Regions from separate parts of the Homo sapiens genome. Here region 2 is linked to region 1. The links are chromatin loops, found by intact Hi-C in ENCODE. Cell type or tissue: IMR-90. All regions are shown on one strand. Links, peaks and the distances in the headings refer to the core of each region. The heading gives the core; the rest is flanking DNA. Region 1 overlaps CMTM3 (CKLF like MARVEL transmembrane domain containing 3). Region 2 has its middle 20 kb from the start of CMTM4.

The links. Hi-C counts contacts between places; a loop is a spot of excess contacts. Peaks named below come from ENCODE experiments on the same cell type or tissue, not always from the same donor. Only the 100,000 strongest peaks of a DNase experiment are listed, where the experiment ranks them.
Region 2: it touches region 1 in a loop (9-fold over the local background); 9 of 110 quality-filtered maps call a loop at or near these places.

What each region holds. Positions count from the first base shown.
Region 1 is chr16:66,606,036-66,611,408 of GRCh38, forward strand. It overlaps CMTM3 (CKLF like MARVEL transmembrane domain containing 3), which reads left to right. Exons shown (of 5, transcript NM_181553.4): 2 at 2,274-2,429; 3 at 3,400-3,495; 4 at 3,848-3,968. It also overlaps a transcript of CMTM4 not described here. Among named protein-coding and RNA genes, the nearest start is that of CMTM3, 4.0 kb to the left of the region's middle. RefSeq lists an enhancer at 2,965-3,776. In IMR-90, for the core only: a CTCF peak has its summit at 2,683 (motif pointing right); a DNase peak (open chromatin) is centred at 2,726; H3K4me3 peaks cover 62 bases; H3K27ac peaks cover 417 bases.
Region 2 is chr16:66,714,456-66,719,828 of GRCh38, forward strand. No RefSeq gene overlaps it. Among named protein-coding and RNA genes, the nearest start is that of CMTM4, 20 kb to the left of the region's middle. In IMR-90, for the core only: a CTCF peak has its summit at 2,758; a DNase peak (open chromatin) is centred at 3,096.

The sequences.
Region 1 (5,373 bases), core at 194-5,193:
CACCCAAGACCACCTCATAAGAGGGAGGCATATGTCCAGCAGGAGCATAGAGGCCACCCTGGGCCCAGCAGATGTCAGGAATCCAGGTCAGGGAGGATAAGGAAGGGTGAACGGTCAGCACTCAGGGTTCACAGGAGCCGCTGAGGGCACTCCTGCCTCCCTAGTCCCCTCACTCCCACCCCCAGGCCAAGCAAGTGCAGAGGCTGAGATGGACAGAAACAGAGAGAGGAAGTGGCCCCAGAAATCGCGGGATGAAAAAACAGGAATTGAGAGGGGAATCCCCAGAATTAGGCTTTGGGGTGCAGGCATAGGAGACAGGAAGGGGAGGGCCAGAGCTGGGTCAGTCCCATGGAAGGCCTTCCTGGGAGGCCCCAGCAGCCTCCCAGCCCGTCTCTATGCCTTAGTCTATCTTTCCAAAGGGGGCTCAGCTGCACCCAAGGCCATGTGCAGAGCAAATGGGGGTGCTCTGGGGACCCCCTGGGATCCCTGCAGTTCATTTGTCTGAAGCAGCCACAGTGCTTCCTGTGGGGCATCTGGGTGTCCCCATGGGGACTCCTGCACCCACTAGAAACTACTCAGCCATAGACATGTTCAAACGCAGCCACAGTGACAGAAACCAGGGACAGATGGCCTCCCCAACACCCACAGGGCCAAGTTGCTTAAGAACTCTACCTGGGCCGGGCGTGGTGGCTCATGCCTGTAATCCCAACACTTTAGGAGGCCGAGGTGGGTGGATCACCTGAGGTCAGGAATTCGAGACCAGCCTGGCCAGCATGGTGAAACCCTGTCTCTACTAAAAATAAAAAAATTAGCTGGGTTTGGTGGCGGGCGCCTGTAATCCCAGCTACTCGGGAAGGCTGAGGCAGGAGAATCACTTGAACCCCGGAGGTGGAGGTTGCAGTGAACTGAGATCGTGCCACTGCACTCCAGCCTGGGAGACGGAGCAAGACTCCATCTCTGGGGCGGAGGTAAGATAACTCTATCTGGGGGGTCAGCCAGCCCTGGGTTCAAATTCTAGTAGCCTCTGATTAGCCATGTGACAGAGTCTTCTCATCTGTCAAGTGGGGCTGTGCTCATGGGTGGATGTGAGGGTCAGAGGAGATGCCCGTGAGCCTCAGGGTACCAGGCACTGTGGAGCCCCAGGCTGGCCAACAGGTCACCTTGGCCTGCTCTGCAGCGTACCTGGGCTGCAGGACTGCCCAGGGCTCAACATCCTCCTGCATCAGCTCTTCCCACCTACAGAGTTGTGGGCAAGACCACAGTGAACATTTTGATTCTTGTAGTTCAAGTACAGCTGGCCCCACCTTTCACAGCTGGCCCTGTATGAATAAGGCAGCAGGGCCTGAGGTGTCAGTGCCAACGCACCCTCTGTTAGATGTTCCTTTCTTATCATTATGAAAATTTGCAAATACATTAAAACTCCAAAAGATTTTTTTGCTTTATCTATCTGTCCATCAAGGCATTTTATCTTTTAACACAAAATAAATTGCAGACATCAGGACATTTCAACTCTGAACACTTCAGGACGCATATCATTAAGGTTCAAGGTTTTTTCTTTTCAAGGTGAAATCTACATTCAGTGACGAGCACACGTCTTTGGTGTTGGGTGTTACTTTTTGGAAACTGGTTCCTGCCTCGCTTTGATTTCCCTCCGCAGGGCACTGAGTGGAGTGCATGTGCTTGGAAGGCTGGGGCTTTCTGACTAGGTCCTGTCAGGGAGCTGGGGTGGGGTAAGGTGAGGACTCAGGGCCATGCCCAGGACTGGGAGGCAGCATAGGTGTGAGCCTGGGCCATGCTGGGTTTTTTTTTTTTGTAGGGGCGGGTGCGGACAGGGTCTCTCTCTCTCTCACCCAGGATGGAGTGCAGTGGCCTGATCACAGCTCACTGCAGCCTCGACCTCCCCGGGCTCAGGTGATCCTCCCACCTCAGCCTCCCAAGTAGCTGGGATTTCAGGCACACACCACCATGCCCGGCTAATTTTTGTATATTTTGCCGAGATGAGGTTTTGCCATGTTGCCCAAGCTGGGGTCAAATTTCTGGGCTCAAGCAATCCACCTGCCTGGGCCTCTCAAAGTGCTAGGATTACAGGTGTGAGCCACTGTGCTTGGCCTGGGATTCTAATCTGGCTCTGCCACTTCCCAGCTGCGGGACTGTGAGCAGTTGGCTTCCCCTGCTGGAACCTCCTCTATCCTGACCACAGGGCCTGGCTCAGAGGAGCACTGGACAAGGAACATGAAAAGGCTCTGACTTCACCTCAAACTCCTTCCCCGCAGGGTCTCTCATTCATCACTTTTATCTGCTATGTGGCGTCCTCAGCATCTGCCTTCCTCACAGCGCCTCTGCTGGAGTTCCTGCTGGCCTTGTACTTCCTCTTTGCTGATGCCATGCAGCTGAATGACAAGTGGCAGGGCTTGTGCTGGCCCATGATGGTGAGGACAGGGGCCCCAGGAGGGAGGGGTGCCCTGCACAAAGTGGCCAGATGAGGAGTCCAGAGTCGTGCACTTGGGCCCTTATCCTTTCTCTAGTGTGCTGGAGTTTGCAGTTGGTTAGAACTGGATGGAGAGACCCAGCTTCAGATCATCCCAGCTCCACTACTCAGCAGCCCTGTGACCTCAAGTGGGCTGTGGTGCCTCTAGAGCAGGTCTGTGAGGCAGGGAACCCGGAGAGGGGTCTCTGGCCACCAGGTGGCGCCGGTGCTCCCCACCGGGCCTACAGGAATGAGCTGCCGCCACAGGAATTCAAGCCATTTCCACGTGGGCAGGACAGGTTAACTGAGGACTTGCAGGGCTTACCCAGACTTCAGCCATCGGCAACCCTGACCTCGTTTTATCACCTGTGAGGGCCCAGACCCCAGTGGACCTCGCTGAATGAAATGTGTCCTAGAGAAAGGGCAGCAAAGGCTCAACTTGAACCCTTGTCTCTTGACTTCATATCCAGCATCTGCTGCCTCAGGAGGGCTGCACCCTCTGTGTCCCCATCTTAGGGACGGATAAGCAGAAACTGTGGTCCATGAATGGATCGGCCACAAGAGTGTGACAAAGCCGAGGCCCAGAGCCAGATCTCCCCAATGGAGAGCGGGAAGGGAGCAGGTGGGGGTGTTTCCAACTTCTGCTTCCACCGCATCGCAGGGCAGGCTGCACCCTGATCCACACAGTTTTTTGCCCAGAGCTTAGGACAGCAGCCCCGCTGGACCCGGGATAGGGCAGTGTCAGCTGCTGGCAAGGCAGCAGAGGCACCTCGGGGGTGGGACAAGGGCCTAGGCATGTGGGTGGGGCCAGGATGGGATAGGAGCCCTCAGGTGCTAGGCCTGGGGCTGGGAACACGACCAGGCTGCCAGGCCTCCTCCCCATGCTGTGCTCAGCTCCAGGGGCTCAGGGCAGCATGCCCCTCTCTCCCCAGGACTTCCTGCGCTGTGTCACCGCGGCCCTCATCTACTTTGCTATCTCCATCACGGCCATCGCCAAGTACTCGGATGGGGCTTCCAAAGCCGCTGGGGTGAGCAGCCGCCCCACCCCTCTGGAAACTGCAGATGCCCCTCTAGCCCCTCATTTAGGGTGGGACCTGGGGCAGAGCCTTTCCCTGCTGGGGCCCCCCTGGGGTCTCATGTGGGTCCCGATGATGATTCCAAAGTCCTCTCATTAAAGACTGACTCTACCCGGGGTTTTGAAAGGCTGTTTGTCAAACCAAGTTCACAGCTCATTTTCCCACTTCCGTTACTCACAGGGGTCTGTGCCTGACACTCGGGCTGTTTGTCCAAGCAGATCTGAAATGGGCCGTGAGGCTGGGGCAGCAGCCTCCCGGAGCAGGGAGTCAGCCCTGTGATGCATCCCATCCACCCTGTCCACAGGTGTTTGGCTTCTTTGCTACCATCGTGTTTGCAACTGATTTCTACCTGATCTTTAACGACGTGGCCAAATTCCTCAAACAAGGGGACTCTGCAGATGAGACCACAGCCCACAAGACAGAAGGTAAGCGGCTGCCCTGATCACCCCAGCAGTGCTGCAACAGGGGCCTGCCCTCCCTCGGGGATGCCAGCTAGTTTGAGGCTGGGGTGGGATCATTTCCTCTCTCCCCATGGCAGGAAGTGTTTTCACAGCCCATTCTCACCTACCCTCATGCAGCACTGATCCAAAGCCAGTCCCATTCGCCTCGTGCACCCTCACCCCAGCCTTTCTAGGAGGGGCAAGCAGTGGGCATGGCTGAGCCTCAGGCCAGGCCGGCAAGTCTCCCTGGACGACCCCCCTGGGCAGCCAGTCACTCTCGGGCACCTGTCCACCTGGGATCCAGAGTGGCCATCCCCCAAACCCAGCCCCTCTGCTGTCTTACCCATCCAGGCCTGTCCTGGGAAGCTCAGAGCCCAGAAAGGAGTCAGACCCAGAAACCGTGGCAAGGGACAGATGATGTGTCCCGTACCAGGGGAGGGGCCAGATGGGGCAGCAATGACGACAGTAAAACAGGAGCCGATAGAGGGAGGGATACAGTAGCTGAAAGCAGGCCCACGCTGGGTGTCAGCTGGCCCGAGGCTCTGGAGGGGACACTAGAGCTGGGTACTGACAGATGGCAGTAGAGGAGTGTGCAGGCAGAAGAGACCAGGCCGGTGTAGGGAAGAAGGCTGAGAGCAGAGACAGCAGGCGCTTCTGCCTGGGGAGATGCTTCTCTGGACCAGGCGGATGTGCCCCTGTGCTGGCAGTGCCTGTGGCTGGACAGGTAGACAAGGGCAGCTCTGGAAGGGCCTGCAGGCCCCACCCTGTGGTTGGGATCTTCCCTAGGCAGGACCAGTAGGTTAGGCTTAAGAGCCACTGGTTTCCTAACAGCCAGGTGCTGGGGCCATGGGGATTTGTGAATCCCAGAAACCGTCCTTCTGCTGAAAATGAATGCCACTCATCCCATCCCGTCCCTTGGCAAATATTAGGTTAGAGCTCCCAGGCGGTTTCCTCAGGCTCTGCAACCTGCTCCCAGTTGCCCGCAGCAAGTGATCCCAGACAACCAGCCCAGGGACCAATTAGTAAACGTCAGTGGAAACTTGGGTGGTTTTATTTTGTTTTTTTTGTTTTACTATTTGGAGAGTTTCACATATGTAACAATTATTTTGCTGTAAAATTATTCTTGACTTATATGTTAGAATTGAATATAGCAGCCAGGCACAGTGGCTCACGCCTGTAATCTCAACACTTTGGGAGGCCGAGACGGGTGGATCACTTGAGGTCAGGAGTTTGAGACCAGCCTGGCCAACACGGTGAAACCCCATCTCTACTAAAAATACAAAAATCAGCCAGGCATGGTGGTGCCCGCCTGTAATCCCAGCTACTTGGGAGGCTGAGGCAGGAGAATCACCTATGGGAGGCAGAGGTTGCAGTGACCTGAGATCAAGAC
Region 2 (5,373 bases), core at 160-5,159, 110 kb after region 1:
TTATAGGCATAAGCCACATGCCTGGTCTCTCAAGCCTTTTCAAGAACTGAGGCCTGTGTGTCACACAATTTATTCAGGGCTGGTTCTGTTTGGGGACACTGTCTGCAAGCCAGGCACTGTGCTAGGCACACATCCAGCATCCCTATAAAGGAGATGAGGATTTTCTCACTGGATGCTGAGATTCACTGAGGTTAACTGACTTCTCCATGACTACACAACTGTGAAGTTCTGGGGCCACGACTCAAACCCAAGTCGACCTGAAACAAGTTCCCAGCTGAGACAGCCCAGGTGTTGGGCCTGGGGCTATGGATTACAGTTTTTCTTTTATGTCAGAGCAGTTCTGATTCGGCTCAATGCCAGAAATTATTTACGGTTCCAAGTGTGGGGAGAGCCATCTGGTACAGTGGCTGGTTTGAGGCTGTTCTTGATGATGATTCCTATGAGGACTCAGCACCAGCAGCAGGCAATGTTTGCTGAACTCCCCTTTGTGGCTAGGACTGTACTATCCATAGGCATCAGGGAGAAACCTGCTCCTAGGGGGAAAAAACTCCCAGCATTGTCCTAGTTATGACAAATTCACCAATTCACAGTGCTTATTTCCTCTGGGGCAGGGATTGTGAGGGGGAAGAGAAGGTGGGGCAGGAGAGATAAAACAGAGGCTGAAAGGTACTATCACCAGAGTCCAAATTCCAAGGCTCATAAAAACATGGACCTTTATCAAGCCTCAGAAACCCGGCATGTGAATGTTCTCAAAGGGTGTTCTGTGGGACCTGGAAGATGCCCACAGTCAAAGACGTGTCAGACCTACCAGTCACCCATAGAACAAATCAAACCCAAAATCTGTCTAATGCAGTGGTTACCAGACTGGGAAAGGGATGGGGGAAGAAAGGATGAGGAAGGCTGGTTGATGGGTATAAAGTGACAATTAGATAGGAGGAGTAAGTTCTGGTATTCTATCACATAGTAGGATGACTATGGTTAACAGTAACGTATTGGGCCGGGCGCAGTGGCTCACGCCTGTAATCCCAACACTTTGGGAGGCCCAGACAGGTGGATCGCTTGAGTTCAGGAATTTGGGACCACCCTGGACAACATAGTGAACCTCATCTCTACAAAAAAATACAAAAATTAGCCAGGCATGGTGACATGCACCTGTAGTCCCAGTTACTTGGGAGGTAAGGTGGAAGGCTCACTTGAGCCCAGGTTAAGGCTGCAGTGAGCCATGATTGCACCACTGCACTCTAGCTTGGGTGGCAGAGCGAGACAGTCTCAACATAAATAAATAAAATAAAATATACCTTCTCGACACCCACATATTTTCTATATACAAAGCTTAAACAGTGACAGTGTTGTGTCCTATATACTCCAAAGTTTAATTCCAGGCTAGCATTTGTTAGATGATTTTGAATAGGTAAAAAACAGATTCACAAACTGTGCCAAATATTTTAAATATCAAGGGCAGATGTTAACAGGCCACAGCTGCACTCCCACTCTTTAAAATAAATTATTGCCCTAAAAAGGCATATAAATTGTTGAACTCTTCCCAGAACAAAAACTTACATGCTTCACATTAGGTTTGCCTTTTCTAGCAGAACTTTAAATAGTTCTTTGAAGATCCTGCTTGGGTGAGATTTGTGGGGAGGCAGGGCAGGGAGGATGGAGGAGCTTGATGATCACTTAGGAATGTCAGTTAATTCAGTTCTACACAAGAAATAAGTTTGTTACAGAACATTACCCATGAAAATATCTTGTCATTAAATGAATTTTTACATAGGAATTTCTTTTTTCTGTTTTTTTTGAGATGAAGTTCACTCTTGTTGCCCAGACTGGAGTGCAGTGGCTCAATCTCGGCTCACTGCAACCTCCGCCTCCTGGGTTCAAGCGATTATCCTGCCTCAGCCTCCTGAGTAGCTGGGATTACAGGCGCACGTCACCATGACCAGCTAATTTTTGTATTTTTAGTAGAGACGGAGTTTCACCATGTTGGTCAGGCTGGTCTTGAACTCCTGACAACTTCGTGATCCACCCACCTTGGCCTCCCAAAGTGCTGGGATTACAGGCGTGAGCCACCACGCCTGGCCAGTTTTTTGTATTTTTAGTAGAGATGGGGTTTCATCATGTTGGCCAGGCTGCTGTCAAACTCTTGACCTCAGGTGATCCACCCCTCATTGGCCTCCCAAAGTGCTGGGATTACAGGCATAAGCCACCGTGCCTGGCCAGGAATTTTTTTTTTTTTTTTTTTTTTTTGACAGTGAGTCCCACTCCATAACCCAGGCTGGAGTGCAGTGGCACGATCTCAGCTCACTACAACCTCCACCTCCCGGGTTCAAGTGATTCTCCTGCCTCAGCCTCCCCAGTAGCTGGGATTACAGGCACCCGCCACCATGCCCAGGTAATTTTTGTACTTTTAGTAGAGACACGGTTTCACCACGTTGGCCAAGCTGGACCTGAATTCTTGATCTCAGGTGATCCACCCACCTCGGCCTCCCAAAGTGCTGGGATTACAGGTGTGACCCACCACGCCAGCCAAATTTTCATAGTAATTTCGTAACAAGGTTAGAAACATTTGAAAGGTTAGGCTTGTCCCATCTGAAATACTGCCCAAGGTTGGGGAAAGGAGTTCTTGACCCACACAGAATCCACCCCCAATTCCTGGCCTCAAACCCCTGCTTTCTCCTCTCCTTTCCGGCTGTGAGTCCCTCAGCGTCAAGCGCAGGGAGACACTTTCGGCCGTCTCACTGTGAGCCAGCAGGGTGTGCTGTTCATCTCCAGTGGGAGTGTCAGCCGCTTCCTTCCTCCAGCTCTCACCATCACTGCTACTGGCCTGTCATCTGTCTCCTGGTCAGAACACACCATCTCTGCCTTATCAATACAGACGGCATCAAGACAGCACTTGGCATCCTTTCGGCTATCTGCAAGCCTTGCAGGGTAAGGAATACAATACTAAATACCTCAGAACTCGGTTGTGGCATCCTGTAGGAGCAGCACCAGGCATCATCACAGTGAACGGTCACAGGATATCCATCCCTCTACGCTCTGTTGTCTTTAGAGATGGTATTTACACCACAAACTGAAATGCCACAACCAAAAAGGGTAGGGGCTAAGAATGAGGTTGCTGGATCAGTGTTACTCAGAGATGACGTCCTAGAGATGTTTTCAAGGTCATTAATCACACTGAAGACCTACCATATGCCAGGCACATGTGTACCTCCTCTAATGTCCACAATGACTAGAAAGAAATTTTATCCCTACTTTACAAAGATGGGAAAAGGAGGCCTGAGAGGGGTGAAGTTCCCCAATTTTGGTTGTTTTCTTGTTTTGCTTCTTGATCAATTTCTCATCCATCTGAACTGCACTTGCTTGATTCAAATGTCACCAGAGAATGAACTAGGACTGGAACCCATTAGTGCCCATGCCCTCCCCAACATTCCAACTGCCTCCCTCCACGGGTTGCTCCCAATCCAGAGGTGGCAGAAGAGGAATTCCAGAGAGGTTAGTGGTGTGTGTAAGGGCCCCTAAGGCAGGTCTAGAGGCAGGCCAGCCTGCTAGCCTCACAGGCACACCTAGGAACATTTGCACTGGTGAAAGTCTGTCTCAGAGCCTGCCAAGGGCTCCTGCCGCAGGCAACACCTAAAGCTCTTCATACCTTAAGAGAAAGGAAATTCCAAGATTAGGAGTGGCAGACACCTCAATTTGCGTTTCCCAGAAAGATACCTGCGACTGCAGCCCCTTCTCCCTTTGTAGAGGATATTGGGTACTTTATCTGCCATTTCTCTCCACCTAGCAAGAGTGACTCTTCCATCCATCATGGCAAGGGGAAAAGGTTGAACAGCAGCACACAGCTGCTTACGACCACAGATGAAAACACTCTCGATTGATACATTTTCCCCATCTGCTTTATTATTTATTTTTTTGAGACGCAGTCTCACTCTGTCGCCCAGGCTGGAGTGCAGTGATGCGATCTCGGCTCACTGAAACCTCCGCCTCCCAGGTTCAAGTGATTCTCCTGTCTCAGCCTCCTGAGTAACTGGGACTACGGGCTTGTGCCACCATGCCTGGCTAATTTTTGTATTTTTAGTAGAGATGGGGTTTTACCATGTTGGCCAGGCTGGTCTCGAACTCCTGACCTCGTGATCTGCCCACTTCAGCTTCCCAAAGTGCTGGGATTACAGATGTAAGCCACCGTGTGCAGGCCCCCAACTGCTTTAAATGAGCACAGAGTATCAGCATACCACCATGATTAGCTGAAACTCAAGCTAGACTGCCTGGGTTCAAATTCTGGGACCTTAGTAGCTACTTACCTTATCCATGTCTTAATTTCCTCAATCTGGAAACTAAGATGGACATCAGCAGAGTTGTTGTGAAGTTTAAATCAGTTTGTATAAACCACCTAGAAGAGTGACTGGTGGCTGGGCGCCATGGTTCACACCTGTAATCCTAGCACTCTGGGAGGCGGAGGCGGGCGGATCACCTGAGGTCAGGAGTTCCAGACCAGTCTGGCCAATATAGTGAAACCTCGTCTCTACTAAAAATACAAAAATTAGCCAGGCGTAGTGGCGTGCATCTTTAGTCCCAGCTACTCGGGAGGCTGAGGCAGGGAGAATCGCTTGAACCCAGGAGGCAGAGGTTGCAGCGAGCCGAGATTGTGCCACTGCACTCCAGCCTGGGCGACAGAGCGAGACTGCATCTCAAAAATAAAATAAAATAAAATAAAAATAAAATAAATAAAAATAGAAGTGACTGGTATACAGCAATCTCTAATGTAAGCGTTTACTATTACAATGTTAATGCCCGTATTATCAAATAAAATAATCCTCAACACATTTATTCACCAAACTTCCTAACTTAATTTTAAGACAAAATGTAACAATGAATTAATAATCTGTACAAGTGCTGACAGGCACGCAGACTGGTGTGACCTCTATGGAAGGGATTTTGATAATATCTAACAACCACAGACGCGCATTTACCTTTTGAGTAGGTAGGCCCACTGCTAAGAATTTACCCTGAAGACACATCTCCAAAATAAAACACAAGATATGCAGAAGGTTACTCACTGCAGCATTAGATGTAATAATACAAGACTGCAAACATCCTAAATGCCCATCTGCAGGAGACTGGATGAATAAACAAGGTACATTATACAATTGAATAGGATGTAGCCATAAACAAGAATAAACATCTCCATGAACTAATATAAACCAACTTACAGGGAATGCTAAGTGAAAAAGTAGACATGGTGCGTCCACTCAAAAGGCCTACAAGTAATAGCACTCAGTAAAATTAAGTATGCCTATCGTCCAGATCTTGGTTTCCAAAAACCAATCTCCCACTAAAAGAAACCAGGGCTCTAGCCGGGCACGATGGCTCACA